Linked DNA regions of Homo sapiens: all the other regions are linked to region 1. A link is a loop called in an ENCODE intact Hi-C map of the cell type or tissue named here. Cell type or tissue: PC-3. All regions are shown on one strand.

Region 1 (8,000 bases):
GCTGATCTTTCTGTTTTCAAATATTTTCCCCTCCAAATATTCTGGCAGGCTGTCTATAGGACAGTATTACTAATTCACTCATCAATTGTGCTATCCTTGCACAAAAGCCTTTATCAACCATCTGTGACCCATGAAATCCAGTTAAACTTTCCCCCTTGGCATTGAAAACCTTGATCTCACCTGACCTACATTTCTGGGCTTATCTACATAGCCACTGACATAAAACCTACATACTTGACAATCTAGTTGTTTTACATTTCCTCATGCCTGAGGAAACGTTATGAGAAAATTTGTTAAATTATGAAATTACCTTTGCCATTTGATAGTAATCAGCTAAAGGATAGAGGATGTATCTTATACATCCTCGAATTTATTCTCCAACATAGCAAATACCCCTGTGGAGATGCCCACTAGAGATGGCAATTTTAGCTCTTCCATGAAATCCTGTGGCAAGAGGGAGGCAGCATGCAGGGCTTAGATGTAGAAGTCTGTCCCTGATGGCATGGGACAAGGAGATGTGAAAGAATGAGCAAGGGATTAAAAGTGATAGGCAAAATTGAGAGAACTGGCGCTGAAGACACATTTGATCTGTTTAAACTTCCTGGAAGGATCAGATCGCTGTGAGCAATCCTGATGTTCGCTGGGTTGGGGAAACAGCAGGCTTGCAGACTGACATGTTACTGGAAAGAAACGTTGATCAGGGTTCAAACTAATGTCAAGGAGAGGGCTTAGGTGGGTGGAATCTAGTGAAAACCAGCACACAGGTCACTAGGTTGAGAGCAGGGAGGCATGAACCAAGCTGATAACCAGCTTTCCTGGCATGGGAACAAAGGTGCTGCTATAGTCTGAATGCTCCCCCAAATTCATGAGTTTAAAGTTAATTCTCATTGTGGTTGTGTTAGAGGTGGGGCATTTTGTCATGAAGTCATGAAGTTTCCACCCCACAGTGGATTAGGGAAATAAAAGCTGGAGGAAACTAGCTTGGGCCCCTTTTGTTCTTCTGCTCTTCTGCCATGTGAGGATATAGGATTCATCTTCTTTTTTGTCCTTCCATCTTTCCTAACATGTTGCAGACATCTAGACAGTGCCATCTATGAGGAACAGGCCCTCACTTGAAACTGAACCTACCAGCACCTTGATCTTGGGCTTTCCAGCCTTCAGACTGTGAGACAATAAATTTTTATTTTTTATAAATTATCCCGGTTCCGGTATTTTTTTAATAGCAGCACAAATGGACTAAGAGGGATGCCTAACAAAGGGCAAGGATAGCCTTGGCAGGAGGGATTGCATGCAAAATTTTATTATGCATTAAATTAATATTTCCCAGTGTCTGAGGAATTTTGGCCATTGTTTTCACGTGTGTATGCATGTGTTTAGCTGGAGCCTAACAAAAGAAGGCTGTGGTTGATGCCACCACTTCCTCACTTCCTGTAGCCACACACCAAAGTGCCTTGTGAGAGGGGCTGTTAACTCCAGAGCCACAACCTGGGTCTAGGAAAGCTCTGATTTCAAACATGCTGTTGATTCTTCCCCAAATAGCATAAATTTTTATCATAATCTATGTCTTTATTTTTGCTGCCTAAAACATGGCCCTTTTCTATCACACCATCATTGTCATGGAATGTTCTTTAAATACAAATAGAACCTTTGCTTCCTAAGAACTTTCTTTTGCACTTTGCCAGAGTTCACTTTTGCACTTTTTGATTTCTGAATGAAATCAAAAGTGCAACTTAGTGGAGGAGTGTGGGATCCAGAAGCATAAGAATTCTGTTGTTCCCAGCTGTGGGGTTCTCAGCACAATAGTAAGAACCCTTAAAATGATAATAATTCTAATTTCTCTTGAAAAATTTTCATTTACAGTGGAATAAATGTCAGGAGATGTTAAGTATTTGCTACTTAGAATAGACTCTTTCCCAGCTCCAAAAATTCTTTTCAAAGCAAATATGTACATTTGATACCTGCAAGTTTTGAATGTGCAAATATTGGCTCAGCAGATGGATGAACCAAGTCTAACATATTGTTTTTTTTTTTTTCTCAAGGGTTGGGACTATTATGACTCTGACTAAGGGTTACATATTTTTTCCTACCCTTACTGATAACTGATGAATTTTTAGAATGGAATGGATTCTCATCCTTTTCTCTAGAATGTATAACACCTTTATAAAATGCTAAAGAGATTTTTTTTTAATCATTCTTATGGTTTAGGCTAAATCCCTGTTTTTGCCCCTACAATTTCTCTAGTGACCCTTGCTCGGGGTCACTAGACCCCGGGGATTTGCTAGGAATCTCCAAGTTGTTTGATTCATTTCATTTTCAGTATCTTTTATTTTGAGACTGGTTAAAAAAAAAACTACCTTCATAGAGGGCAAAGAACCTTGAATGATGGAATTTCAAAATGCTTTCAGAATTAGTTCTGAAGATAAACAAGTGAGGAGAAAATGTACATAGAATTCTAAATTCTAAAAGAGTTTTATACAAGTATACTTGCATAAAATCATAAACTTGAAGGCAATGTAAGAAGCTAGTTGTTCTAGAATATGATTTACAAAGCAAGGGACTCACGGTTGAATCATTTACATCAACAGGTGTTGTCAAGAAGTGCTACGATTTAACAGCACCGAAAGTTTCTACCTTTAAAGTGAAGAGCAGGCACATTATTAAGTAACTTAACATGGCACAACATGATTTTCATAAAAGCTGATAAAATCATCTTGGAAAAGTTAACTGCATCATGAGGCAAGTTTTAGGTACATAATTTTAATCTATAATGTATCTATGGTTATTGGCGCTAGGTATGTATACAGGCTATCAGTTTCTGGAGACCCGCAGGAAAATCCAACACTGAAAGAGCTTGCCCACCCAGGCCCCACTGGTTCTGAGCAATGTTTCAAAACATCGTGCATTCCAACATGTGGTCCCTAATCCCTGCTGGGGGAAGCTGCAGTTGAGTAAGGGTTTTACCTGAGACTTTGATTTTCTTGTACATATGGGTCTTAGGGACTCAAGCTGCAGGCTGTTGGTTACCTCCTGCTTTATGCTTCTAAGCATATGTTATCTTTAGGATGTGGATCCAAACAGGTAACCCAACAATCTATTTGAATTAATTGTATGTTTAATAAAATCTTAAAATCTTACATGTGCAGACCAGGCACGGTGGCTCATGCCTGTAATCCCAGCACTTTGGGAGGCCAAAGTGGGTGGATCATTTGAGGTCAGGAGTTCGAGACCAGCCTGGCCAACATGGTGAAACCAAGTCTGTACAAAAAATATAAAAATTAGCCGGGCATGAGTGGTGTGCACCTGTAATCCCAGCTACTTGGGGGGCTGAGGTGGGAGGATCGCTTGAGCCTGGGAAGTAGAGGTTGTAGTGAGCCGAGATCTTGCCACTGCACTCCAGCCTGGGCAACAGACTGAGACCCTGTCTCAAAACAAAACAAAACAAAACAAAACAAAACAAAACAAAAAAATCTTACATCTGCAGACATAGCATTACACTGGGAATTAGCACCTTCCCTCTGTGGTAAATGGTGCAGGTGGGATTAATGCTGTTTTACAGATGTGAGTGGGGTTAGTGTCATTTTACAAATGTGAATGTGGAGACCCAAAGGGGCCAAAAGACTTGCCCAAGGTCAAACTTCAGTTATTACATTTCTCGATTATTTTGCTATTTAGCTATGATTGTCATGAAAAGTTTCACAGAGCTTGAAATTCTGGGCAATATTCTTAAAGTCAATTCCTGGAATATTATTTTTGGAGTGAACAACTCGATCTCTGGAAAATTTGGAGGTTAAAGAGAGGAATTACAGTTTTTTGAAGAGATGTCTTCCCTATGTAACGGCCCCATGTTGCCCCCTTATGGAACTTGCGATATTTGCAAAATTCTTTGCTGAATTAGTCTTTCACTGAAGTGTGACTTATTTGACACACAGGATTTACAGCATGAGCCTTTTGTCACAACAGCCTTTTGTCACAACAGGATTTACAGCATCAGCCTTTCTCAGGATGATAACATATTACCTTACCATTTTCATATATTAAATCAACTGTTACTGAAATTCAGCCAAATTGAAGGAAAATGTGATTATGAGGAAGTCTACAGAAAACTTTTTTGTACTAATTTCTAACTATACTCACAGCCCCTTTTCCCATACCCTCAGGGCTGACCATTTTGCACATTAAAAAGTAATGTATCTAACGAAATAGGACGGTGTTCTTAATATTTTACTAAAAATTGTGGATCATTTTAAGTTTCACGCTTGTGAGACGTTTGGGGATTTGGTTTTTTTTGTTCAATGGGTTTGAATTTCACCTCTGCTACTTAGCTACATCACCTCCGGTAGACTCAGTTTCTGGGTCTCAGCATCTTCCTCTGTAAAATGGGAAGAATGGCGCCATTTGTGAAGCATTTGAAACAATTCCTGGTAGAGTATGCATGCAAAAGTGAAAGCAGTAGCGGTGGTTGTAGCAGTAGTAACCCCTGGATCTTACCTCCTCAATTATCACATGAGGAGATTGTACTAAAGGAGCTCTGAGATCCTCTCAAGTTCTTACATCTCTGATCCTCTGGATGCAAAATAAGCAGAGGAAGAAGGAGGCACCATGAGCAATGATTCCATCTCTGCCCTCCTGAGAAAGTCTTTCCCTCCTTTCCACAGCACCTGGGAGGAGCAGGAAGTTACTAATTTGCTGGCAGGGCCTGCTGGTTTCGGCCACAGTTTCTGAGTCTTTTGGGGAGTCAGATGCAATAGGGTATATGCCAGACAGCAGAACCTATCCAGGGGTGTGGAAGCATTCCGCCTTTGGGAACCCACCCACCCTGGATGGGGCAACTAATCGGAGAAAGTCTCAACAGAAAAATGGAAGTGGGTAGTGTGCAGTGAAAGTGGATGTAGGGAGGCTGGAAAGTGGGACCCGTCAAAGCCTAAGAGATAGACTGGAAGGAGGCACGAAGAAGGGATTGCTGGCAGGGAAATTCCTCCCTTTGTCCCAGGGTCTCAACTTCACACTTGTCCAAGATAAACACCACTGACATTAAAGTGATGAAAACATTTTATTCAGTAACTACTGACAGTCAGGGAAAGAGCTGCGCTCCATTCCAGTTTGTGCAGAGGTGGCGGTGTCTTTTATTTTAATTTTTATTATTCCAATAAGACTTTATTGTTTATGTCTGAAAATTAGCTATAAAAACTTGTAATATACATTGTTTTATCAGTTCTCTCTCTAGTTTTAGCTCTATCGAGGTACAACTGATACACAAAAAAATTGTACCCATCTAATGTATGTATCTTGATGAATCCAGACATATAAATACACCCATGATGTCATCATCACATAAAACACATCCATCACCTCAGAGGGAGAGAGTGGGAGGGAGAGAGAACTGGGGTTCAAATAAAAAGTTACCAAGGGTTGGTCAGTGTAAATGTGACTAGGCCAGCTGTGTCTGCTAGCCAGCAATGATGGCCCCAAATTAGGATTCTATCCTGACAAGTACATTTCTAAGAATGGTCTTCAGATCTTTGAGAAAGACAATCCTAAATTGCAGGAGATATATATACATCTCAAAGGGACAGAGGAAGGATTCATGATTGTAAGGCCTTTACAGTAAATGCTTTAATAAGAGGAGGTATAGGGGCCAAGGGAAAACTTCTCCTTTGTCCTCTGAAGGTTCACTGAAAGTCAGTTGACAAAAGGCAGATTTAATAAGAGAAATAACATCCATAGACCAGGCGTAGTGGTTTACACCTGCAATATCAACACTTTGGGAGGCCAAGGCAGGAGGATTGCTTGAGCCCAGAAGTTCAAGACCAGTCTGGGCAATACAGTGAGATCCCATCTCTACAAAAATTTAAAAATTATCTAGGCTTGGTTGTACATACCTGTAGTCCCAGCTACTTGAGAGGCTGTGGTGGGAGGATCATTTGATCTGGAGAGGTGGAGGCTGCAGTGAGCCGAGATCATAACACTGCACTCCAGTCTGGGTGGCAGAGTGAGCCCCTCTCTCAGAAATACTACTACTACTACTAATAGAAGTGGTATATAGATTTATTAATGTCCCTGGGGGAGAATCAGAGTGACTACCCCACCACGCAATGGGGCAAAAATGGTTATATACCCCTTCTTCCTTTACTTAGGGGAAAGAGAGATGGGGAAGTGTGATGATTTTAGGGGGATAGTAAATGATTTTCAGGGGAATTCACTGGGCTTGAAGAACATACAATGGCCTGGAACAAAGTCTGTTGGGCCTGCAGAGCAGACAATGGTTTGTGAGAAAAGTCTGTCCAGGTGTGTTGACATACTTCAGTCTTCTTTCCTGCAATATGAGTTAAGTTAATAAAAACTCAGGGAAATAACCAGAGGCAAGAGGAAATTGTTTTCTTCTTTGGTGGGTCTGGCATTTAGGCAGATATGGGAACTTCAGAGAACAACTTCATTCTGTGCTTTGGGAGAGCCAGAGGATTGAGAGACAGTAGTGAGGGGAGGTCAGAGAGACATTGAGGCTGCTTCCTTGGTTCAGCATGTCAAAGCATCATATTTTGGGGTATTGGTTTTTGAGCCCCAATAGAGGTCTGGGACGAACAGAAAATTCTCCTGGCAGCTCTAGGCTTTCTCAGGCAGACATGTTAATACAGGGCTGGGGCCATCCTACGGACATCGCCTTCTGCTGCTAGAAGCCAGGCTAGAGTTTGGTGCATTTCTCTTTAGTACAGAGGTTTGGATGGAGTTGTTACATGCTGAAAGTTCTGCGGTTCTTACCATGAGGTCTTCTCTGACCAATCTAACCCTTCACAGGGCCAACTTTCATGTAAAAAGTGAGTAGTTCATTCACTCATTCCACAAATATTAGTTGGGAGTCTTCTATGTGCTGGGCACAGTTTGAGAGTCAGGGAGTCTTAGAATTGTTTGCACTGTTCACTAGTTGTTTTATTTGTACTAGTCCCACCTTAACTAAATAGATCGTTAAATTCCTTGAGGTCAGAGATACTATCTTATTCTTCTGTTTTCCACACTGTATGGAATTTAGCAGAGCCTATTAGTCACTTGAATTTATTAAATATAATTGAGCAATACAACAAATAAAGAAAAACACTTTGAAACAGAAGTTAAGTAACTTGAGAGTTGAGAAGAAAAAGAAAATGAAAATATTGAAGTAATGAAAGAGATTATTTAACTGCACCCCCCAACTTTTATATCTTTTTTATGGTCTCCAGAAAATTTGGTTTGAAAAAAAAATCACTTATTAAAAATAAAAGTCTGAAGACCACTGATGAATTTTATAGGTCCAGAGAGGTGAAGTCAAACAACGAGCTTCCCCTACAGCTGATTACACAGTATGATTAAGCCAAAGGGGACATGTTGCTCCAGGGAGAGTCTAATCAGAACACACGTTTCCTATCTTAGACCCCAAATCCTTTGAACTCAGAGGAGCAAATCAAAAGAGGTCTCCAAAACTGTGAGCTTAGAAAAGAGTTACAGTTAGAAGATGAGGTTTCGAGGAGAAATCATTGAAGGTGATTCAACTCAAACTTCAGAACTGCTCTCTGTCCTTCAGAAACTGGGAATTTGATGCCTAAAGAAGTTGTATCCTCACTGGCCTTTTTGACAGGAAGATGAACCTAAAGTTTACCCTAAAAGCTATGCTAACTTCTGTATTTTTGAACTATTCTGAAAAATATTTGCTATTTGCTTTCTTAAGTGTAAGGAAGGAATGAATCTCTGAGCTACATCATGTAGGTGATATTAAAACTACACTTTTTTGTGTGTCTGATTTAACATTGTTAAAAATAGTCAAAATTTCTACTAGTTTATCATGTATCCAAAGGTTAAGAATAGATACAAAGAATTTCATTCTTTCTAGATGCTGGGAATATTCTCAGATCTTGCCAGCTCTGCAGCAAATGGAGGAGGTGGTTCTTGGATGTCAGACTTTCCTGGAGGGAGGCCAGGCTGCGGTAGCCCAGTTGTAATGCTTTCCTCTGAGGTGTTGGCATCAGGGCTTG
Region 2 (8,000 bases), 190 kb before region 1:
TCCACCGACTCTCCTAGGCATACTGCTTTCTACATGGCGCATGCTGTGGCTGTGAGGTACTGCCCAGATCCCCCTCAAGGAATGAAGTACTTATCCCACAACAGCAGGGAGTGCTGCTGGCAGAAAGCCCTCAGTTTCATCTACTTCTGGGACTGCCTTGGCTGAAGAGAGAAATATCACCCAATGCTATGTCCTTTTCCTGGGACAGTCACATCCAATGACTCATCGATGAGCAAAGTCCCCCTCGGGAAAACTCAGAATGGTCATTTCAGCTTCAGAGCTTCCCACAGGGTTAGCTGAGGCTTCCACTAGACTGCACGGCAGCACAGCTCCCTTCTGCCCAATGGTGCTTCTGCCCTTCTATTCCACAGGTGTTGATTCTAAGAGGATACCCTAATACACCTCCCCTGCACTAATCTCCAATATTATCTTGATATCCCCAAATGTGCTATCACATTTGATAGTGTGAAAAATATCACAGTATGCATTTGAAAGTTCTGTGTAGAATTTCATTATTTCATTGATTAGCAGATTTTTTTTTTTTTTTTTGAGACAGGGTCTCCCTTTTTCACCCAGGCTGGAGTGCAGTAGTGCAATCTTGGCTCACTGTAGCCTTGACCTCCTAAGCTCAAGTGATCCTTCTGCCTCAGTGTCCTGAGTAGCTACGACTACAGGTGCATACCACCATGCCTGGCTAATTTGATTGTTTTATATTTATTTTTTATTTTTTAGAGGTGGGGGTCTCAACATGTTGTCCAGGATAACCTGGCCTCAGTCGATCCTCCCACCTTGGCCATCCAAAGTGTTGGGATTACAGGCATGAGCCATTATGTTCGGCCAGGAATTCCATTTTAATACCATGGTTAAACACATAGAAATGAAGTTTGTAAACATATACTAAGGCTTAGATTTGAATACAGATAGATATCCTCAGTGCAAGGACTATGGGAGCTGAAAATAATCTCACCTATTATTTTCAGGTGAGATTTGAGGTTAAATAAAAAGTGCAAAGTGAGTTTCCCTCTGGTATTGTTTGCCAATATTATCCCACTCAGTCCAATCCTAGCAAGCTCATTCAGGCTCATGAGAGAGGTAGTTGAAATCAAGAACTTACTTTTGACATCTGGAAATCTTAGTGGTGGGGGCTGGCAGATGAAGAGAGAAATATAGGTGCCTTCTACTACAGAAGTATTTCATTTATCAAAAGGTTGTGGATAGGAATAGACGGCCTCAGCCTCAGAAGGGGAGGTAGGCTGCTATGGTGAGGGTCTGGGTTCAGAAACAAACTGTATTTCACGTCCCAGTTCTATCAATTATTTGCTATAGGACTTTCAACAAATTGCCTAATCTAATCCAGCCTCATCTGTAATATGTAAGGTCCATGAGGGCAGGGACCATATCTGTGCTGTTATTATCATACATCAAGTGCTTAAGAAGCCTGGTATTCAGAGCCAAATCAAATAATTGTAGAAGGAATGTGTTAAAAAATGAGCAGCCTTTGACATTTAGAAGCTGGTCTGGTACTTGCAGCTATGCCATAATATTTTCCTATTAGACAGAAATAATTTCACAGAATACTAAACTCAGACAAGATTACTCTGAAACCATGATAAAATGAGGCAAAGAAGGTCACTTCATAATTTTGTCTAAGCACAGACCAAAATAAGTTCACTATGCCACCCACAAAATACCAAACATTCCCTTTCTTCACCAAAATGAGTGACTGCTACTTCTTTGCTAATTGCAGCTTTATCCTCCTGCTTCCCTTTGTGTAAATAAGATTTACTGAGACATCCAATCACAGAATTGCCCCTGCTTTCTGACAGCATCCAATCTATAGAAAAACCTCTATTTTCTTAGGGCCTCCCCGAAAACACCCGCCCAAAGCCCCAATCCTATGATAGGTTTGTTCTAAACACCCTCTTACTGAGATACCCAAAGGGTATCCATGGTGAGTGTCTGGGCTCACTTCGAAGAGTAATAAATAGACAGAAGCTGCTTAACTACAGCTGTGTTCCTAGTGGTGTTTGGTTGAGGGCATAGGCAGTGTGAATAGAAAAAACGGGGAGAAAAACACTGTCTCTTCAGAGTTGTGGTGGGTATTAAATGGATAATTAATTTACCAATATATATTGAGGGTCTGTTTTGTGTCAGCTGCTGTGCTAGGTGCACCAAGAAGAACAAGACCCGAATTGCTCTCCAGGGTTTTGAAACTGCTGGGCATGCAGAGTAGAAAATTTATGATCCAATTCAAAGCACTATTATAGAGGCATATACCTCGTATAAAGGTGTTATCATAGAACCATATATACAGAAGGAGCATGTAACTCCTCTGGCCCTTAGGGACCGAAGGAGTCAGAAAAGAGAGGATGTATGGTGGACAGGATAATGGCTCTGCAAAGATGTCCTATTCCCTGAAATCTGTGAATATATTACCTAACATGGCAAACGAACTTTACAGATGTGATTAAATTTCTTGAGATGGAGAGATTATTCTGGATTATTTGGTTGGGCCCAGTGAAATCACAAGTGTCCTTGTAAGAGGGGTGCGGGGGGGTGGGGGTGAGAAAAGGAGACTCTGACTGCAAAATGATGTGGGACCACAAGCCAAGGAATGTGGGCAGCGTGTAGAAGTTGGAAAGGGCCAGGGAATGGATTTTCTCCTGGAGCCTCCAGAGTCAGCCCTCACCATCTATTTAGACCTGTAGCTTCCAGAACTGGAAGAGAACAAATTTGTGTTTTCTAAGCCAACTAAATCAGTGATAATTTGTTAGAGCAGCACTAGGAAACTAATTCAGGCTTAATCTTTAGTGCCGAGTCCCGGGTAGAAGCAAAGGAAGACTATTTTCTGTGAGGACCTGCCAGTTGGTCTTCATGGCTTGCGAGTACGTGTGCTTGGGAGTAGGACAGGATATGTGGAGATCAGATCCTGAAAGGTCTTCTTTCCACACAAAGAAACTGGAAATAATGCTGAAGGTAATCAGAGGCCACTGAAGGATTAAAAGCAGGGGAGTGTGACAAAATCAGAACTGCATTTCAGAAGGATGAATTGAAGTCTACAAGTAGAGACAACAGACGAGAGGCTACTTAAGTATTCTGGGCAAGAAATGATGAGAGGCTGTCTCTGATCACCCTCTACAAAACGCCTTTGCTTATTCCTTGAAATTTGGGATGAGAGGATTTAGAAAAAAAAATGGTTGTACTCTTCAAATATTTGAAAGGCTGTCATGAGACAGATTAGACACGGTCTGTGCTGCTCCAAGTTTGAGGGATAAATCAGTCATAAGAAGATATTAAATGCACTATCCGGAAGCACATAATTAATAATTTGTCTAAAAATCGCATAGACTTCTTCACAGATAATTATGCTTTACATTTCATTCTTTCAACAAATAATCATTTGAGCAGTTAGCATGTGGCAGGCATCAGGCCTGTATATGACGGTGAACCAAACAGACAAAAGGCACTGCCCTGGATGGAGTTTCTTTGCATAAGGTACCGTTTACAGATAACTTTTATATAAAATAATCATTTAATCAAGAAGCAAGCTCACAGTCGGGATAGCTGAAAAGAGACTAATATACGGGCGAGGTTGGTTTGGAGTAAACCCTGGCCTGGGAAAATCGAGACGATAACTGAAAAGCAGTCACTGACGGCAAATGAGCCCCTGGGACTTCTCTCCGCGAGCTTTCCCAGCCACCAGGCCGCTCCCATCACCCTTCCGCCCGTCGGTGCCGCCCCTTTCCTCGTCCCCACCCCGTCCCTTTTAATACGTCACTCGGGCCGCGGGATTTCGAGCATTTCGCTCGCGAGATCTTCTCTGTGGCGGAGACAGCCAGGTTGGCAGCTGACGGGACAGCCGGGGTCTATTTTGTTGCGGGTTTTCAGCAAATCCAGGGCTGGTCTGGAGGCGCGAAGTAGGTTCCGGAGTCCGAGACCTGGGCTGTCGGCCGCGGGCCCCTGAGTAGCGGATGGGGCGGGCTCCCCGGCCTCGGGGCCGTGCTCAGTCTGCGTGAGCGCCGCGTGCCCGGAACCCGTGTGCGGTCGCGCCCCGGGGTTGGGGGTCGGCGTGGGTGGCCCTCGGGCGCCGGGACGCCGTCCGGAGACTCCTGTGGCGTGGGTCTGAGGCGCGGTGGTCCGGTGCGGTCCCTGGGCTGGTGGAGAGCGGGAGGGCCCGGGCGTCCACAATCCCGAGCTGACCTCGCCCTTGGTCGTCCAGGGTTGGAGCCCAGGTGAGATGGAGGTCAGCGGCAGAGCTGGGTGGCCCGAGGGTCTTGCAGCTGGGAAGCTCAGGAAATCCCATGGTCCTCATCTTAAAGTTCTTTTTAACGAACTTACCCAGTGGAGTTGGGTTTCCTTCTTTCCTGCTTTTTCGAAGTTCTGTGAATATATTAATTATTCAGAGAGACTGGAGGAAGACGTAAAAAGAGGAGACTAGGTAAAGTGATTTAAATCCCAACATTCTCTTTTTTTTTTTTTTTTTTTTTTTTTTTTTTAAAAGAACTTAAGGCATACAGAACGATGGAGTATATGGCAGAATCCACCGACCGCAGCCCTGGACACATGTGAGTGCGACACTTCTTCCTTCCCCCTTAAATGTGAAAATCTTCAGTGAGCCCGGGAAACTCACTATGGAGAACGCTTGAGGGTGGGTGGGAAAGAGCGTATATTGTCATAAATGGGAAAAAATAGAAGTCTTATTTCTGTAGAAAATCGAATTAGTTTCTGGTTATAAAGCTTGTTCTAGTAAATATAAGCTCTAAGAGGGTTAAAATATTTACCATACATCCTTTTAGATCGGCACTGTCCAATATGTAGCCATTAGCTACGTGTGGCTATTTAAATTTACTTTTTACTTACTTTTTTTTTTTGAGACGGAATCTCGCTCTGTTGCCCAGGCTGGAGTGCAGTAGTGTGATCTCGGCTCACTGCAACCTCCACCTCCCGGGTTCAAGCAATTCCCTGCCTCAGCCTCCCGAGTAGCTCGGATGACTTCCTGATTTTTATTGGAGATTATAATGTAGTAATTTTTAAATTTTGAACATCTTAAATCTTAGTTATCAATTTTTAATTTCTTGCATTTAAGTTCAAATTAACTTTTTTTTTTTTGCTGTTAAATAGGTTTAATGATACAGTGCTCTTCAAAGAGATTACTACAGAGACTTTTAAACGATAATCCTGGAATCGTTCAGCACAGACCAATTAGCTAAATCTAAAATAAATTGGCTTCTTACCACAACTACCCTGTAAACATTGTAGTCCTTCTGTCTAGAATGACCCTAATCTCACAGGAAAACAGTAACTATGGAGAAACTAGCTTTGTGGCCAAAAGTAAAAACCAAAGGAAAAATAGGAATTCAGTGGTTAGTGAAAGCAGGAAATTTGGCCCCCTTCCCTGTGATGCTTTACTCTTCCCTTGTCCATCAGTTAGCTCAGTGGGTTTGAATAAGCCATCTGAAAATGTCTTTGGAGCTCAGCATAGTGCTGATCTTCCTTGTTCTATCAGTAGCTTTTAACAGACACTTGTCTAAGGGCTCAAAGCCCTTCACAGAACCCTTTCTTGGAATGGGTTGTTTGACCATTATACTTCCCTCCGGACAACCAGCACTTCTGGAAGAGCCTGGTTAGCTCTGTCAGGAACTGCTTTCTTTCCAGGTGGTACCGCTGGCTCCACTCTGTCAACATAAACCCCAAGCAGTTTAAGTTGGAAGTTTCCTAAATTAATTTAAATGGAATAAAATTAAATACTTGGTTGCTCGTTTGTACTAGCCATGTTGCCACATGTGGCTAGTGGCTACCATTGGACATGGAAGATTATTGAACTTTTATTTTGGACAATGTTGTTCTACATTAGGGGTTCTCAGACTTTTTCTGCCCCCAGTACATCTCGAATTATGATAGTTCCGTCATTTATACTGAGTCTCTAGATGTTGATAGACTTCCTATACTGTTAAAAAAAAAATTCTGCTATGGGTAAATGTTTATATTTCAGCAGTCCTTATGCTTTTTTTTTTTAATTGCCTTTGGAGTATATTGGCGTCTGATTCTGTTAGAAATGATTTAGATATTAGTTTCTATTGGTGTAGTCCAGAGATATACTTGAAGAAATGTTCATTAGAGATAAGTAGACAGCTGTAGTCTTTTAATGTAGTGACACCATACTGTTCACCTAAGCTATGGTCCTCTGTATGCCCTGAATAAATAGATTTTTGAAGACTTAGTATTTAGAGATGAGGTGGTTGAATTAAAAAGAGACAAACTGATCTTACATATTCTTGATACAGGATTTTCTTTTTGGTTTTTGCCATTGACACACTATTGCCTTGTTAATTGATTCTTTCTTGGTTTTCCAATTTTCAACAAGGGATAATGAATAACAGTGCTTCTCAAATTTTTCCCAAGTTTGCTATTACACTTGTGGTTGGGAAGTTTATCTGTTTATTTGTAAAAGTTAATGTGAATGTTTGTGTCTGCATAGAAAATGTTTGGAAGGATATATACAAATTATTAATAAATGTTATCTTTATGGATAGTGTTGGTTGGGTGTGGTAAAGAGCACGTTAACATTTTTAATTATATTTCAGTATCTAAAATTAAAATTAGTGCAAGATTTGTATTCTTCATCAATATACCTCCATTTGTTTTAATGTGACAATATAGTTTCATTTGCTTTTAATAAAAAAGACTTGTTTAGACCCATACTGGCTATTTAAATGTAAATTTGAATTAAAAAAATAAATTGAGTTTCTCAGTTGTACTAGTCACTTTTCATGTCCCAGTTGCCACATGTGGCTAGTGGCTACCTTGTTGTACAGACCAGAATAGAACATTTCTGTCGTGGCATGAAATTCTGTTGGACAGTACTGACCTTCTAGAACCTTTAGGACATCGGCCTTATATTGAGGATTTTTAGAATTATAGCCATTTTTGGTGTTTTTGCCCCTGTATTACAGGGTTATTCTTTATCTACTGCATCTTTGAAGATTGCTTTGTTTCTTTTTTTTGTTTCTTTTTTTTGAGACATTGTCTTGGTCTGTCACCCAGGCTGGAGTGCAGTGGCGTGATCTGGCTCACTGCAACTTCCACCTCCTGGGTTTGATATGCATGCCTCAGCCTCCCAAGTAGCTGGGATTACAGGCGTGCGCCACCATGCCTGGCTAATTTTTGTATTTTTAGTAGAGATGGGGTTTCACCATGTTGGCGAGGCTGGTCTTGAACTCCTTATCTCAGGTGATCTACCCGCCTCAGCCTCCCAAAGTGCTGGAATTACAGGTGTGAGCCACTGGCTGGCCCAGGTTGCTTTGTTTCTGTTATTTTTTTGAAAAGGGCAAAGATGCTGTGGCCTAACTTGAAGGCTTTTGTTTGTTTGGCATCTAAAAAAAAATTTAGTGTATTTTAAAAATCTAATGTGAAAAATTTATCCTTTATTTATTAAAGCTTGTGCTGTGAGTGTGGTGTTCCGATAAGTCCAAATCCTGCCAATATTTGTGTGGCCTGTTTGCGAAGTAAAGTGGACATCAGCCAAGGTATTCCGAAACAAGTCTCGATTTCGTTCTGCAAACAATGTCAAAGGTACAGTGCGGTACAATTTTGCTCTTTTTAAAGTTGGAATTTACATTTAGAGAACCACCGAGATATGCTGAGATTACACGAAGGTATATGGAGTAAAGTGCATGCAATTAAGGTTTAAATTTTCTGTTGGTGTCGCCAAAGATTTTAGAATTTGCAATTTTATAGTGTACTTTTCTAGTGTGTCCTTCTAATCTGGTAAAGATAGTGTAAATGTATTTGAATCTGTTCTTCTGTTAAAGGATCTAATAGATTTGATGTATATAGTTAATAGGAGTTGATGTTTGTAAGGGTGAGAGCAGATTATTGAGGACATATTGTTATTATGAGGTTTTTTTTTCTTTAGTTATTAGAAGCCATGTATGATAAAAAGCTTATGTTTGGAGTAATTTAGTAATATGTTTTAAAAACTCATAACATTCACGTGTAAT
Region 3 (8,000 bases), 310 kb before region 1:
TGGTCTCGATCTCCTGACCTTGTGATCCACCCGCCTCGGCCTCCCAAAGTGCTGGGATTACAGACGTGAGCCACCGCACCAGGCCAAAAGTTTCATTTTTCAGCTATAAATCAGGCATCACAAAACTAATTATTGTGAGGTTTAATGGAAAGAACTTGGATTAACCAGTCAGCACAGGGCCTGGTCCAGGACCAAGAGCACTTAATGGTTTCTGAATATTCCCAACATAAAGAAATGATAAATTTTTGAGGTTATAGATATCCTGAATTTCTGATTTGACCATTACACATTTATGCATGTATCAAAATATCACATGTACTTTATAAATATGTACACTTATCAATCAATAAAAATATTTTTAAAACGATACTCAGGCATGTAGATAAATAAGGGCTCAATTGAAGTGGCCTCTGTGTTCATAGCATGTGTGTATCATAGAAATCAAACTGGCCAGAGATCTCGGATTGGCTCATTTCCTGATAGTGAGAGCACAGGGCAGCTGGCCTGCCTCCTTAGGACAGCTGAGCAGTGGGCTACAAGGACCCCGACACTGTTCTAAATCCCATGTCCCAGGGGAGGGACGGAGAGAAGAATCAACAATATTGACGAATAGAAAACAATATGAAAAGCCCCAACAGGGAAGTACACTATTATTTTATTACTGACTTCTTAAATGCCACACATCACTGTCAAGAAAGAAATTATAACTTAAAAATAATTTCCATTTTCTAAAAGATAAACTTGTGGCCAGGCACTGTGGTTCACACCTATAATCCCAGGACTTTAGGAGGCTAAGGCGGGAGGATCGCTGGAGGCCAGGAGTTCAAGACCAACCTGAGGGAACAGTGAGACCCCATAGATAAAAAAAAAAAATTTTAAGATAAACTTGTGCTTATATTAACTACATATGAATTTGCCAACTATAAGCAATTTCCATTAAGCAAACAGTATCTTATCTATCCCACCAACTTAGTGCAATGCTGGGTGAACAGCAAGCCACCAGTAATTACTTGTTGATTTAGGGGTTGATCTGCAGCAGCTGAAAAAACATCTCAAATACTAGAAAAGCTCAGAAAACCTCCAAAGATAAAAAAGGTTATCAGTTTCCAGTGTTGTAAGTGGTAGAGACAAACTCAAACAAGACTCCAGATCTCACATTCTTGGCTGCTAGATCCCAGGGAGTGTGCTGCCTGCTCACTATGCTTCCTATGCTAAGGAGCTCTTCTGACCAGAGCTGCTTTGAGTTTTAATTTCTTGCAACCATTGAACTTTGATATAAACAGTATGGCAGCATCACAGCCTTATCATTTTCACAAGGAAGACTCAAAATTCCTACCCTTAAAACCTGAAATACAAATTTTTAACAAGAACAGTAACTAATTGTTCATGCAGATATACACCTTTTTATTTAACACCAAAAACATACTGGACGTCACTAGAAAATAAATGGAGGTATCAGTGTTTAAATGCAAAGATTCCAGGAAAACAGACAAACAGAGATACTACAATGGCACAATTATTTAAGCCAAAATAACCTGAAACTCTTTCCTGGGGTGCAAAAATGTTGGCTATTTCCTGCAAAAAGAAATCAAATGTAATTATTTAAAAAGTAATTATTCTAATTTCAAATGTAATATATGTTCATTAGAGAAAATTTAGGGAATGCCAGAAGAGCACAGAGACAATAAAAGCTTAAAAATAACAATATTAACATTAAAAAAAAATTTAGAGATGTGTCTTGCTATGTTTCCCAGGCTGGACAGCAGTGGCCATTCACAGGCACAATTATTTTGCACTGCAGACTCAAACTCCTGGCCTCAAGTGATCCACCCCAGTAGCCAGGACCACAGGCATTTGCCACAATGCCGGGCAACAACGTTCACATTTTTTATGAAGATCTGTCAAGTCTTCTGGCTCCATGGGTTTATATAAGCCCCTCTTTCATCTGCTACAACTACTCCCTCCCAATCCTATTTCAACCACAATGGCTTCCGTTCTTTTTTATTCTTTTAATCTTTTAATTAAAAAATATATAAATATATAGAGATGGGGGTCTTGCTATGTTACCCAAGCTGGTCTCGAACTCCTGGACTCAAGCAATCCTCCCACCGCAGCCTCCCAAAGTGCTGGCATTATAGATGTGGGCCACCAAACCCGGCCTGACTCCCATTCTTATCCCTGAATATGTCAACTATTTTCCTCTCTTGCAGAGCCTGCACTTACTCTGCCCCTCCAACCAAAAAGCTGGTTGTTGGAAAGGCTGGCTCCTTCTCATGCCTCACATCTCAGCACAGTGTCACTTAGGAGAGTCCTTCCCTGACCCCTTATCTCAAGTAGTTCCCCCAGCACTTATTTTCTATCACATCCCTCATTATTCCCTTCCATAAAGTATATGAATGTGCTTTGGTTAAGGAATAGGCTAAGGCGAATATCTGGGCCAAAGTGACTTAGCAAGTTTAGGGCACAGGTGCATACTTCACTTGTTAGATAACCTGTCTTTGTAAGTTTATACTTGGCTTTGAGTTGCTATTGTTTGTAAAAGGTATAACTGCCCTGCTGATGCTGCCCATGGGGTTTGGGTTGGCTTGACATGGCTTGGAGGTGCACTAATGCCCAGAGAGAGTAATGCTACTGACCCCTGTAAGGAAGAGTGGATTGCCTTGAAGGCGGGAAGTGGGGACTTATGCCCAGAGGGAAAAAATTAAGCTGCTAACCCTGGTAGTATAGGCCAGGGAGTGCAGCTGCAAGGCTGGGGGCAGCAGGAGCAGGCTCATAAGAGGAGCCACAAAGCTGAAGCAAACAGCCAAGATAAAGAAACTGTGAGAAACAGTTAGTGTGAGGAAGCTGCTGATTAAAAAGCTGCTGAATAAAACTACATTTCACCTGCCTAAAGCCCCCCGAGTGTTCTTTCAGCAATTCGCCCATCCACCCACTCCCCTCGGACCTCAACTGGGACTCAAACCTAACACCTTGTTGGACCTCAGCTGGGACTTAAACCTAACACCTTCTCAGCATTTAACCCTGTCTAGACTTTTAAAAATCTATTTCTATTTGTTTATTGTCTATTCCCTTCAAAAGAATATAAGATTGGAGAGAGGGAAAACCTGACCCCACTTATTCACTGCTATATGTCCAGTGTCTAACACATAGTAGGCTCTCTGTAATATTTGCATACTTTGCAAATGATTTGGTAATGTACTTTTATCCACTTAGTAAATATTCCTAAGAATAAGCTGAATCCAAAAGTAACCTGAATTTGTTGATTATGTTTTTCTTCAGCTGTCTTCTAATAACAAAACCTTATTGTAATAGGCTATGCTGATTCTGATCATGTGCATTTTAAAAGGTCCAAAAAAACAAGAAACAAATTTCAGTTAAATTTTAGGTCCAAGCACGCTAGAGTCAGGATCATCCATATGCTAACTATTATAGATAATTACCAAACTACTGTCAGTTTTGCAACATTCTAACTTTTCTTCTACATAAAATACTGCAAAGGGAGTGGAAATCTTAATTGCCTAAAAAAAGGTCCTGTGCATATTAAGTTTAATTCAAATCATCATTACACCAATCATGTATATTCCTTATAAAGGGAAAATAACTATCAATTCACATCTTTGAGGGAAATTCCCCCACTACCCTTTCAAACTAAACACATTAACTCATAAAGCAATATAAAACTCTACCATTCAATTAGACTTGTCAATTAAACATCTAATTATTTTCACAACTCACTGCTGCTTTGTGTTTGAGGCCCTCCCCTGATTATATTAGAAATAAACACAACCAGTGCCATCTGACCACTACTTTTTCTTCCCCTCTTCTTTAACCCAGTGGTTCTCACTTTGCGGCACATTATAATCTCCTGGAGAACTTGAAAAATACTGGAAGCCAAGCGGGATCCCAGGCCAACTAAATCAGAGTTTCAGAGGGTGGCAGGGCTCAGGTGGCAGTAATTTTAGTATACGTGCTGCCAAAGCGAGCACCAGGTGGCAGTATTTTTAAAGCTCCCAGGTGATTTGAATGTGATGCCTAGACCCTCACCACTCAAAGTGCATGGGCACCACCTAGGAGTGTATTAGGAATACAAAGCCCCAGGCCCCACCCTAGACCTAGTGAATCAGAAACATTTTTAACAGGTGGCTTGTGGACATACTGAAGTTTGAGAAGCAATGAAATCCACTTGAGCAAATTACTCAACCTTTTTAAGCTTCAGTTACCTTATCTGTAAAATGGGAGCAATAATACCTTCTTTGCGGGTTTATTGCCAGAGCTACATGAAATAATACGCGCTAAACATCTAGGATGGGGCTGGCACACAGTAAGGGCTAAGTAGATGGTATTGCTGTTATTATTAGAGTCCACACTATATGCTTCCTCTACATATATTATTTGTCTACATTTCCTTTACAAACCTTGCTCCTAACTCCCAAATGTGTCTTACATGGCATGACATGCTCTGTAATACAATTAAACATGCAAATAAATCTTAGTGGATCCACCTTCTCCTTCCAAATCAGTAAGTCTTCTCCTAGAGTCCAAGGTTTCTGTTTTCCTAGAATCTCCCAGTGCCTGATGTTCTGCTATCCTGCAAATACGAGCCCCAAAGAACTACTGGTAGAGGTCCACAAAGCCAAACGCACATTTCTGGGTTCCGCCTCTGCACATGTGCTCCCCTCTCCTGGGATCCTTCTTTCTGCCCCATGGTCTTTCTACAACTGAACATCATTTTTTCTGGGAACCACTCACACTGTCAAAAGTCTCACCATAGGCACTTGTAGCAGCTGGAGGAGAGCTGCAAAATACAAGAAATTTTTCCAGCTGTAGTGCGTGTGATATTCAAGTGGTGTCAGGCTACTTTGAGGATTGTGCATATTTGATATGGTTTACATTTTTCTCCTTACTTTGGAGCATACAGCTGGACATATAATAGGAAGTGAAATTTTATTTACTGAATGAATGAATAGCAATTGGTATATCTGCTTAATTTGATAACACTTAAAAATGAAATATGCTTTACTCTGTCAGGGTAAATAGGCTCACATTAAAAAGAACCTGCTTTCTACTCTATCCAATTTCTTCATACTCCCCTCTCTCCAAAATTTTAGCAATAGTCCTTGCTTGGTCCTGGCACTGTAGTAAGTATGTTTTATATTTCCATTCGTTTGATGACTGCCGCAATCTTATGAAGTAGGCACCAATATTATAACATTTATCTTTCAGTTAACCAGCTTGAAATTTGGACACCTGTTCAGGAGTCAGGGTGTCAGAGCCTGCAAAGCAGCACTAAAAACTCAGGTATATTCACCACCCCAAGTGGAGTCTGTAGCCACTGCACTACAAAAGCTTCCCTCCTGCCTTGTTTTATCCTATTGGCCTGGTATCTTCATACTTTCACAGTGCAGCACCTCTGTTCTTCTTCAGAGGTGAAGAGTTGTCAGAGCTCAACGAGAAACTTTTGGCCGGGCATGGTGGCTCATGCCTGTAATCCCAGCACTTTGGGAGGCCAAGGCTGGCAGACTGCTTGAGGTCAGGAGTTCAAGAGCAGCCTGGCAACATGGTGAAACCTCATCTCTACTAAAAACACAAAAATTAGCCAGGCATACTGGTGCATGCCTGTAATGCCAGCTATTCGAGTGGCTAAACCAGGAACTTTAAAGAAAGGGAAGTTTAGTCCAATTTCCATGCAAATCATGCTCACCCAGTTTTCAACAAGTCCTCTCCAACAAGTTCACTTTTTGGCAATGGAGAAATTCCTGAAGGGACTAATGTTAATGCATCTGTATTCCAAATAACCCTGAATAAGTTGCTGAGACTCTGTAAACATTAGTGAACACTTATGACACAAACACAATGACCATCAGGAGCTAGAAGAGATTCACTGAGAATGCTCTGTTTGACTATCCTAAGCCCCATTTTCAATAGGGTTCTTCAATAGAAGATCAAGGTAACTCGCAGGTAACACCTAAGAATCAAGCTTCTCTGTAAAGAGAGCTGGACACTTAAAGTCCTTCTGAACAAAATGGGAAAATGTGAGTAATAATAGTAGCTAGATGGCTTAAAAATTGGCTGATCCATCATAGCCAGTGTATTTTTCATGCAGTCATTTGTTCAAGAAACATTTCTTGGGCTTGTGCTGGACTCTGGGAATAGTGTTCCACAAAAGTGCCAGAGACTTGTCCTCCTGCTGATGTTCTAAGGTTGACTGGAGCATCTTTGTCAAACTGGGGAAAAAAATCACAGGCCTATCTTTAGCCTTTTCTCATTTCATATTTCTAATTAAAGAACGTGGGCTTATTCAATTTTGTAGGCAGGAAAAAAAATGACAAATTCATTAAAAGATGTAATTACAATCCAAAAGGTTTTAACAGGTGAGAAAAAGCTAAAGACAGCAAGATGAAATTTGATGGGAACACATTTATTGTCCTATGTCAGAGTTCGAAAAACCAGCTGCACAAGGGCAGGATGGGGGGCCATTTTAACAGCAGCCTAAACAGACCTTACAGTTTAGCTGAGTATGAGTCCAATATGATAAAAGGTGGTGAAGTAAAGGAATAACTGGGCAGTCAGGAAACAAGGATTCTAGTTCTGGCAGGGAGGCCAAGTCATTGAATTTGAGGAGTTATTTCTCAACAGAATTTTAGGACATTGGGCTAGGATACCTCTCAGGCACCATCTGGCCCTACCAGCAGAGGGATGATGTTCATTCTTGCACACTGTGTCCCCAGCACCTAGCATAGTGCCTGGCACATAGGAAGCACTCCCAAGTACTTGTGAATGAATGGCAGTGCTAACAGAAACTCTACAAGTGAATACTAGATTGTGTCCCCCTTCTCTAACACACACACACACACACACACCCCTAATACACTCCTAGGTTCAAGAAACTGGAAAAGCATCTGGGCAAAGGGGGTCATAATTCCATAGCCCCATATGAGTTCCATTTTGAAAGGGTCACTAACAAGTTAGAAGAGGGTAACTCATTTGGTGAAGGGTTTATCATCTCCCATAAGGATTGCATGACATGTGGCTGAAGGATCTGGGGATGTTCTGTTCTGGAGACAAGAAAAGCTTAGAAGTGCCATGGTAGATACTTTCAAATTATTTTGAATAATAAAATATGTAAGTATCACTCCAGAAGGCAAATGAGAAACCAAAGATAGTGTTATTCTAACAAACGTCGAAGGTCCCTTCTAACTACAAGGTTCCACAACTTTGTTATTGATGTTTAAAATGTAGTTCATAGAAAAGGTTTCATTTTGGCATATTTTAAATTGTTCAATTTTTAAGAATGAATTTGAAGTATTTACTGAGTTTAAGAAAAAAGCCCACCTCGAGCACCACTCTCTGTAGTTGTCACACAGTTTTAGGTAGACAGTGAGTATAAATACCTATACTCATTACCATTTCCCAATTCTGCCCTTGAAACTCTGCTGGTTGTAGCACCACCACCCTCAGGTATCTTCTAAGATGTATGGGAGAATGTCTTTCATTAAAGCTTCATTAAAAGGGAAGCCTGCTGCTTCATTCAGTGTGCTGAGGTATAAGACATCTGAGTTTTTAAAGACACATGTAAGTAAGACATATTATATATACTGTTATACAAACTACTTTCTTGTAGGCAAAACAATCCCTGTATATGGGAATCTCTGATAGACTTCTGGGTTGTGGCATGCAGAATCTTTTAGGGATTTCTGGGTTTGGGCTGAGAAAAATGAGGAGCAAACAAAAGCAGCAGGACTTTAGAAGGAAAATTTAGCCGCAATTTTCTTTTTGCTTCTGCCCTATCTGCATATTCCAATAAGAACATAAAAATCACTCTTAATAATTTGCAATACATGTTAGGATTTTTAGCAGGGCTGTTTTTTTTTTTAAAGGCATAGTGAACTTCTGGGCACTATACAAGTTTATAGTGCTTCTAACTACAAATTACAAAGCACATTTCATGACACTGTAAAATCTGTGTTAACATCAATCCCATTTTCCAGGGAACAGTGCAG
Region 4 (8,000 bases), 59 kb before region 1:
ACATGACAATTGTTAGAAATAACTTTAGTGATAATGGTACCTAAAAATTGAGGTTAGCCTCATTTTCCTGAGCCATGTATACAAAGAGAAATAAAAGTGAACCTAAGCACAGCTCTGAGGAAGAGACTTTTGAGATAAGGTCCAAGGGATCATTATGAGTCAAATGGATAGAATAGACAGTGAAGTAGGGAGAACAGCCAAGACAGAGGGAACAATATGTACAAAGGTTGGAGGTGGGAAGAAGTAGGTTGCTTTTGAGGGGCCACGGAGGGAGAAGGGAGCAGGGAGTGTGATGACACTGAAGAGGTGGGAATGGCCACAGTGAGGCCAGAAGCTGTAGGGCCTAGTTGGATAAGTTAACTGTTTTATCTTCAACCTCTGAGTTAGGGCAATGCTGTGGTGGGTTTGAGAGGAGGAGGCTTTAAGTTCATGTGGTAATGCTGCATTCTGGAGTCAAGTTGAAATGACTTTGGAGCCCAAGTATTTCAGAAAATCTGTACCTCTACTCTTCCCTAGGGCATTACTGTTTCAGAATCAACAGTATACTGAGAACCTGTTTAAAATATTCTTAAATACTCTTCATTTTTACAAATGAGATAATATTGCTTATTTAGAAATATTATTAACTTTTCTCTATATGTTGTGGCTATTTATTTATTTATTTGTTTTTGAGAGAGTCTCACTCTGCTGCTTAGGCTAGAATATAGTGGCACAATCTTCGCTCACTACAACTTCCACCTCCCAGGTTCAAGAGATTCTCCTGCCTCAGTCTCCTGAGTAGTTGGGATTACAGGCATGCACCACCATGCCCGGCTAATTTTTTTTTGCATTTTTAGTAGAGATGGGGTTTCACCATGTTGGCCAGGCTGGTCTTGAACTCCTGACCACAGGTGATCTGCCCGCCTCAGCCTCTCAAAGTGCTGGGATGACAGGCATAAGCCACTGTACCCGAACTTGTTGTGGCTTTTACAAATGCACTAATTGTCGGGCTCGGTGGCTCACGCCTGTAATCCCAAAACTTTGGGAGGCCAAGGCAGGCGGATCATCTGGGGCCTGGAGTTTGAGACCCGCCTGGCCAACATGGTGAAACCCTGTCTGTACTAAAAATACAAAAAATTAGCTGGGCATGGTGGTGGGCACCTGTAATCCCAGCCGCTGGGGAGGCTGAGGCAGGAGAATCACTTGAACCTGGGAGACCTGGGAGGCAGAGGCTGCAGTGAGTCGAGATCTTGCCATTGCACTCCAGCCTGGGCAAAAATTCTGTCTCAAAAAACAAACAAACTGCACTAATTAAGTGATGAGTAATGTGGTTAGGAGAATTCATTCATTCACCGAATGAATACATTTTAAGTATTACCATGTGGCTCCTTCTGAATATTAATGGCTTCGGAAAGACTTTATTCTCAAAGGCATCACAGTCAGGAGATGCTCTTCCAGGAAGCAGCAAACTGGACCATGTAACAAACATGCAGTGATCGAGGGCCCAGGAATGAGCACTAAGTGGGAGGAAAGGACATGGAAAAATGCTAAGGCATGGTGGGGCAGGACAATAGTCTCAGGTACTAGAGAGGCTGAGGCCAAGGGGGAAGGATCCCTTTGGTCTAGGACTTCAAGTCCAGCCTGAGCAACATAGTGAGATCCTGGCAAAACAAAACAAAACAAAACAAAACAAAACAAAACAAAACAAAACAAAACACTCTAAATTAAAAAAAATGCATTGATTAATTTCCCGGCTATTGCTTTCTCTATTAAAATTAGAATTCCTTGCTTGGGCAGCCCTAGCCAACACCTTAATGATGGCCTTGAGAAAGACCCTGAGCCAGAGGCATCCAGCTAATCTGTATCCAGATTCCTGAGCCATAGAAACTTCAAGATAATTAATGTCTATTGTTTAAAACCGCTAAAAGTCAAACAATCAATCAATGAATAAAAGAAACAGCAGATAAAAAGCACACCAACATGTATAGCACCAACAGTGGATACATGGTAAGATCTTGATCACAAATACCCCAAATCTGCAATGACTTTAAATCTGGCTGTTTTAAATATACTTCTGCACTGCTAACCATTTAAGCAGTTAAGATTAAAAAAATTTTTTTTTTGCCAGTTACCACAATCTCAGCCCTCTAAGTAGCCAGAACTGACATGTGAAAAGTGTCTCTTGAAAACACTGATTGTCTCTTTTTCTCTGATTCATTTTCCCCTTATTGATGATAAGCAATTTTAAAGACAGTTTGTGTGTCATTTCTTATCATGAGAAGGTGAGAAGAGGGAGAGTTGGTTATTATTGTTGAACCATCTGCTACAATCTATTGTTAGAATGCACACTATTTTTAGGTTCTAGATTTGCTTAGGTAATATATTTCTACCTTCTGTGAGTCAACTTTCTTATCTCCTGTGGGACTATATACAAGATTAAAAGGAAAAAACCACTTTAGACAATTTGATGAGTAATGTGGTTAGGAGAATTCATTCATTCATTGAATGAATACATTTTGAGTACTACTATGTGGCTCCTTCTGAATATTAATGGCTTCGGAAAGACTTTATTCTCAAAGGCATTACAGGCAGGAGATGCTCTTCCAGGAAGCAGCAAACTGGACCATATAACAAACATGCAGTGATCGATGGCCCAGGAATGAGTACTAAGTGGGAGGAAAGGACATGGAAAAATGCTAAGAAGAAGGCTAGAAAAAGAGCCTGCATTTGAGGAAATAAGATGACAGAAATATGAAATTAATTATCCACTGATAACCTAGAACTAGATGATAGCAAACATTTTAAAGTCCTAAATTTTCACAGTGAAATGTGATATTAATCTATCCACTTCCTTAGAGACCTAGTGCTGTATCTCAGCAAAGCTAAACCAAGAACTTGAAATGCTTACTTTATTCAGGCACACCATGCATCTCCTGTTTTTAGTTAGGTGCTTTTGAAAAGATGACTTTCGATATATGGAAAAGAAGGAGAGAGTAGTTTATTCTTTTTTAAAAAGAAAAGTTTCCTCTAAACTTGATGACTTTAAAAATGTTCTTAGATCTTTCATGAGATTGTGTATTCAAAGGTGGCACTCCTAAGCAGACTGTGATGTGGCTTCAGGCAGGGGTACAGTGGCCTGGATACAGTTTGACTCTGACATGCTGAGACAGTGATAATACCGGCTGTAGCCTGAATGTTTCTGTGTTGGAAGTCCACTAAAAGGTTATTTCATAACTGGGAATGCAGAGTAAATGATTATTTCTTATTTCTGATTGTTACTACTCTTTTATCAACGGGTGGTGATTTCCCTCTCATTAGATTTGTGTGCGGTGGAGAAGGAGATGAAGTTACATCTCCTCTCTCAGATAGAGAGGGAGAAGATTTGAGACTTATGACTCATTACACAGGGGCAGGACTTTGTTCTGGCTTGGATGGAGAAGAAAGTGAATAAATGTAACAATTAAAAAAAACCACATGTGGTAACACGAACACTGCTGTATGAGTCATGGAATGTGAACACAGTTGAGGGGAGCTTGCAAGAAAAGTATTGGCTGGGCTTGCTCAGGGAGCTCTTTGTTGTTGTTTTCTGTTTTGGGGAACAGGACTGGAAGGAAGTTAGGTAACTGCAATGAAAGAGGCGTAGCAGGTGATTTGGTACAGTGGTATTTACCTTGGAAATATTGCAGAAGACGTGATCAGTAGCCCTCCCCCTGCCAAAAAAGAACTACCCCAAGTTACTGGATTTTCTCATTAAGGAATTTCCTATTCTAAAGGTAGCTATTCTCCTGGGGAAAAAAAAGACTTAGTACATTTTGGTTTAAATTTACTTCTAGAACATCAGAATCAGGGACTGAACAGTTAGAAGGGCCTAAAGTTGATTTTTGGGTTAACTCCTTCTCAACTCACTTTGGAACTCTACATCAATCACTCAGCTTCATTTTTTTTTTGTGCTTCATATTTGGAACCTGAAAATCTGAGAAGTGATAAAAGTGTCCTGCCAGTTGCAGAGAGAGATGCTGTATCTAAAAAGAGACTCTTTCTGTACTCACAGTAGCTTTCTTTGGAAACAGCTTAATATGACTTACTCAAGTACAAGCCCTCCTTTAACTGAGTAATTCATTTATTTAAAAAATTAGAAATACAGCGATTTCCTTCCAAAGAACACAGTATGGAAGGGGGGATAAAAATGAGTAACTTTACAGTGGAGAAAACTGATAAGCCCTGCTTCAGCCAGGTGGTCAAGGCCAACATCGATCATTATTAGTCATGTTGATAACAATCATGATATGAATAATCTTCATGATATGATGTCAAAAAAGACACTTTACCTCTGTGGTCTTCTTCCCAATAACCCATAGATCCAGCCTAATCATGAGAAAGGTATCAGACAAATTCCATTAGAGGGGCATTCTACAAGATACCTGACCAGTACTCCCCAAAACCCCCAAGGTCATCAAAAACAAGCAAACTGTGAAAAATTGTTATAGCCAAAGGAGGCTAAGGGAGGCATTATGACTAATTGTAATGTGGTATCCCAGATGGAATCCTGGAACAGAAAAGGGACATTAAGTAATAACTAAGGACATATGAGTAAAGTAAGAACTTTAGTTAATACTAGTATATCAATATTGGTTCATTAATTGTAATGAATATGTTATACTAATGTAAGATTTTAAAGGGGACACTGGATTCAGGGTATATGGGAACTCCCTGTATTGTCTTCTTGATTTTTCTGTAAATCTACAACTGTCCTAAACAATGAAGCCGATCCAAAAGAGAAAAGATTAATTAGGAAAGCCTTCAAAGGTCCAGAGTTATCCCTATTCTAAACTCCAGTGAACTTTGCTGAAGCTTTACTTCCTATCTGGAAAATTTTTCCCAATAACTATGTACATAGATGAGTAATATCCTTGCATAAGAGACTGGCTTTTAAAATTTCTTAAACACAATAAAGAGGAAAAATACATCTTACATTGTGATCCATGGTGTATACACTCACACATACACACACAGAGAGAGAGAGAGAAAGAGAGAGAGAGTCATATAACTGAAACAAACATCTCTCAAAAGAATACTTTGCAGAGCATGCTGATATTTTTTATTCTATTCTGTTCCATTATATTTATTCTTATCTATTCTAGTTAATTCTACCTTATTTTGTTATTCTCTTCTTTCATTAAAAACATCATGATTGTGTTTACTACATTGATTTCTTAACCTACTAATTGCAACCTGCAGTTGGAAAAATCCAACTTTAAGGCTTAAGTGTTAGCTTCTCTAAGATGTCTCCGTACTGTCCAATATGGCAGCCACTAGTCACACATGACAATTTAAATGTCTAGTGTTTAATAGCCACATGTGGCTAGTGGTTACCATACTGGAGAGAAAAGATATAGAATATTTTCAACATTGCAGAATATTTTGTTGGATGGTGCTGTGGACTCTCCATCTGTTGCTTGCACTAATGAAATAGCTACCTACTTGTCTCTTTTTTACCTTACAGTCTTCTAAACTGCTGCTAGAATTAACTGTCCAAACTTAACAGATTCATTTCTCTTCTTGAAAGCCTTCAATGGCTCTCCATTTCCTATGAAATAAAACCTTCGTTTAAAGCCCTTCACAGTTTCATTTCTTCACCTCTCCAGTTAAATCTCTCAACTCTCCTGCTAAATGCCATTCATTCTAAAGCTTCTATGTTTTCATTCATGCTCTTTTCTTTTCTTGAAATTTTCTTGTGCCCCTTCTCTGCCAGATAAACTCCTATTTTAAGCTATTGCTTAAAGAAGCTATTTTAAGGCATATCTTCTATATTCTTTCTTCTATGAAACATTCTCAGAAGACCCCTCCCCTGCAAAGGAAAATATTATTACTCTCTTTTATGTGTTACCATTGTAGCAACATTTTTAGTTATGCACAGTCTGTTTCCCCACAAGACTATGAGGGCTTTGGGTACTGGGAATGTGCAGCATTCATCTTTTTATCCCCAGTGCCTGGTTGGTGAGCTGGCCTGTTGGCTGACTGACCGATTCAGTTGTAAGGTGGTTGAAGGCAGGAAGCACACTCGAATGTACTTAATATTTCCACAGCACAATGTGGGGATCATAAAAGGTGCTTCTGAATTCTCATTGTCTGCTTTCAGGCAATGAGTTTTAGACAGATTGTTTTGTGAAAATTCAGTACAATCTGTTTTTTTGAAGCATGGAAGGGAGCTGGTGCTAAATTTTTAAAAATATATATAACAAATGCTTTTTTACTTTCTTATAATGTTAAAAGTTCATGGACTCTGCAGGGGAATAAGAAAGACTTATGAATTAGTTTTAAATCCTATTGAAATAGCTCTTAGAAGTGCTTACTCTAGGTGAGTAATAATTTAAGATTGGTAGGTAGAAAAGTGGTTCTAATGGGAAAAATTCCAGGATGGGAACACCTGGACACTTGAAGACTTGAATTCTATTGCAGCTCTTTTCCTCTCTTTCTATTTATTTATTTTATTTGTGTCTTTGGGTAAATTCCAAAATCTTCTTGTGTCACAGTTTCTCCATGTGTAAAACTGAGATAATTGATAATTGTCTCTGAGCCTGTTTGAGTGATGTAGTAAGGAGAGTTGGAATGGGTTTTAGCTCTTTAGACATAATAGTAATATTCACAGCAACTGTAGTGTCTTGTCATTACTTGTAGATTTGTAAAACTTTAAGCCACTTGCAAGATTTTACTAAATTATAGACTCAAAGAGTCTTTGTGGAATATAACAGTTACTTCAACAATGGAGTGATTTGTATATTTGATGGGGAAAAAACTACCCCTTATTTATGTTTGCTAATTGAATCATCTAGTACCTTAAAATAAATAAATAAATACACACGTTTGTAGCCATGATTGCTACATGGCTTCACTACTTGAAAGGTATTGGAACCTGTAAACAAATGGCGAAATATTTCTTGGGCAGGGCCACCACATACTGTTGTGTGGGCTGTGCACTGCACAACCAATGTGATTGTTCTTGTCTCGGGGGCCTAATCACAAGCTGCATCTTCATGTGAGCACAATTAGATTCACAGAGATACAAAGACATGCAATTTCTTATTGTATCGGACACATGAATGTGGTTTAAGTTTATCTGATTAATGGGGCAAAACCTTATATTGCTTCTGTGTAAGAATTAGACATAACCTCAGTTTATTGGCTGATCAGTTTCCAGATACCTTGCTCTACATTCTCTGTGGGTGACCCCAATGTTTTCTGTGCCCTACAGAAAATTCCATCCTTGTTTAAACTTTTGGAGGAGAATTTTCTTTTCATCTTAGAATACTCCCCAGCCTTCCTTTGGCAACCAATTCCTCATGTTGACAGCAGAGTGAATACCAGAAGTCAGACCAGAGGTGAAGATTTGGAGTCCAAGTTTTTAGGGGAAGCTGAAAAAAACAACTTAAAAGTTTATGATGAATCAAAGGTAGGGAAGAAAATCGAACAACCATAGGGCAATTAAGGAACTTTCTCTACACATTCATTAGTTGGATAATTTTATAGACCCTCTAGAGATAAGAAACAAACAATTGTAAGTCAAAGCACATTATCGCTTTAGGCAGCAAAGTTACTCTAATTAAATTTTATAATCTTATACTTGGAAGTTTACTGAAATAATATACTAGAAGGAAAAAGTCTCACTAACAGTTCAGTCAGGTTGTTGTTGATACAGTGTTTTGTGTTATATACAATAACAGAATGTTTTATGGCTACCTGAACTCACCTTATTTTATTTATGCATTTATTTATTGAGACAAGGTCTCGCTCTGTCACTTAGGCTGGAGTGCAGTGGCATGACCACAGTCATTGCAACCTTGAACTCCGGGGCTCAAGATATTCTCCTTCCTCAGCCTCCCAAGTAGCTGGGACTATTGGCACATGCCACCATGCCCAGCTAATTTTTAAAAAACAGTTTTGTAGAGGCCAGGTTGTACTTTGTTGCCCAAGTTGGTCTCAGACTCCTGGCTTCAAGTGATCCTTCCACCTTGACCTCCCAT

What was found. A loop is a pair of places that touch in the nucleus more often than their neighbours do. Peaks named below come from ENCODE experiments on the same cell type or tissue, not always from the same donor. Only the 100,000 strongest peaks of a DNase experiment are listed, where the experiment ranks them.
Region 2: it touches region 1 in a loop (4-fold over the local background); 6 of 110 quality-filtered maps call a loop at or near these places.
Region 3: it touches region 1 in a loop (4-fold over the local background); 12 of 110 quality-filtered maps call a loop at or near these places.
Region 4: it touches region 1 in a loop (5-fold over the local background); 7 of 110 quality-filtered maps call a loop at or near these places.

What each region holds. Positions count from the first base shown.
Region 1 is chr3:161,405,362-161,413,361 of GRCh38, forward strand. It overlaps LOC107986150 (a long non-coding RNA gene), which reads left to right. Exons shown (of 3, transcript XR_007096152.1): 3 at 1-8,000. Among named protein-coding and RNA genes, the nearest start is that of LINC02067, 17 kb to the right of the region's middle. In PC-3, a CTCF peak has its summit at 3,850; DNase peaks (open chromatin) are centred at 3,870, 4,690, 6,870, 7,970 and 2 weaker places; H3K4me3 peaks cover 1,197 bases; H3K27ac peaks cover 7,559 bases.
Region 2 is chr3:161,217,493-161,225,492 of GRCh38, forward strand. It overlaps NMD3 (NMD3 ribosome export adaptor), which reads left to right and starts at 3,819. Exons shown (of 16, transcript NM_015938.5): 1 at 3,819-3,917; 2 at 4,502-4,565; 3 at 7,438-7,572. The coding sequence starts at 4,522. It also overlaps the pseudogene SRP14P5. RefSeq lists enhancers at 3,392-3,501, 3,561-4,062 and a silencer at 3,982-4,181. In PC-3, no CTCF peak of the experiment used is centred here; DNase peaks (open chromatin) are centred at 189 and 3,769; H3K4me3 peaks cover 4,889 bases; H3K27ac peaks cover 2,084 bases.
Region 3 is chr3:161,092,972-161,100,971 of GRCh38, forward strand. All of the region lies in intron 4 of B3GALNT1 (beta-1,3-N-acetylgalactosaminyltransferase 1 (Globoside blood group)), which reads right to left. Among named protein-coding and RNA genes, the nearest start is that of B3GALNT1, 8.4 kb to the right of the region's middle. In PC-3, CTCF peaks have their summits at 3,983 (motif pointing right) and 6,720; a DNase peak (open chromatin) is centred at 4,010.
Region 4 is chr3:161,346,608-161,354,607 of GRCh38, forward strand. All of the region lies in intron 2 of SPTSSB (serine palmitoyltransferase small subunit B), which reads right to left. Among named protein-coding and RNA genes, the nearest start is that of SPTSSB, 21 kb to the right of the region's middle. In PC-3, no CTCF peak of the experiment used is centred here; a DNase peak (open chromatin) is centred at 3,494; H3K4me3 peaks cover 438 bases; H3K27ac peaks cover 3,557 bases.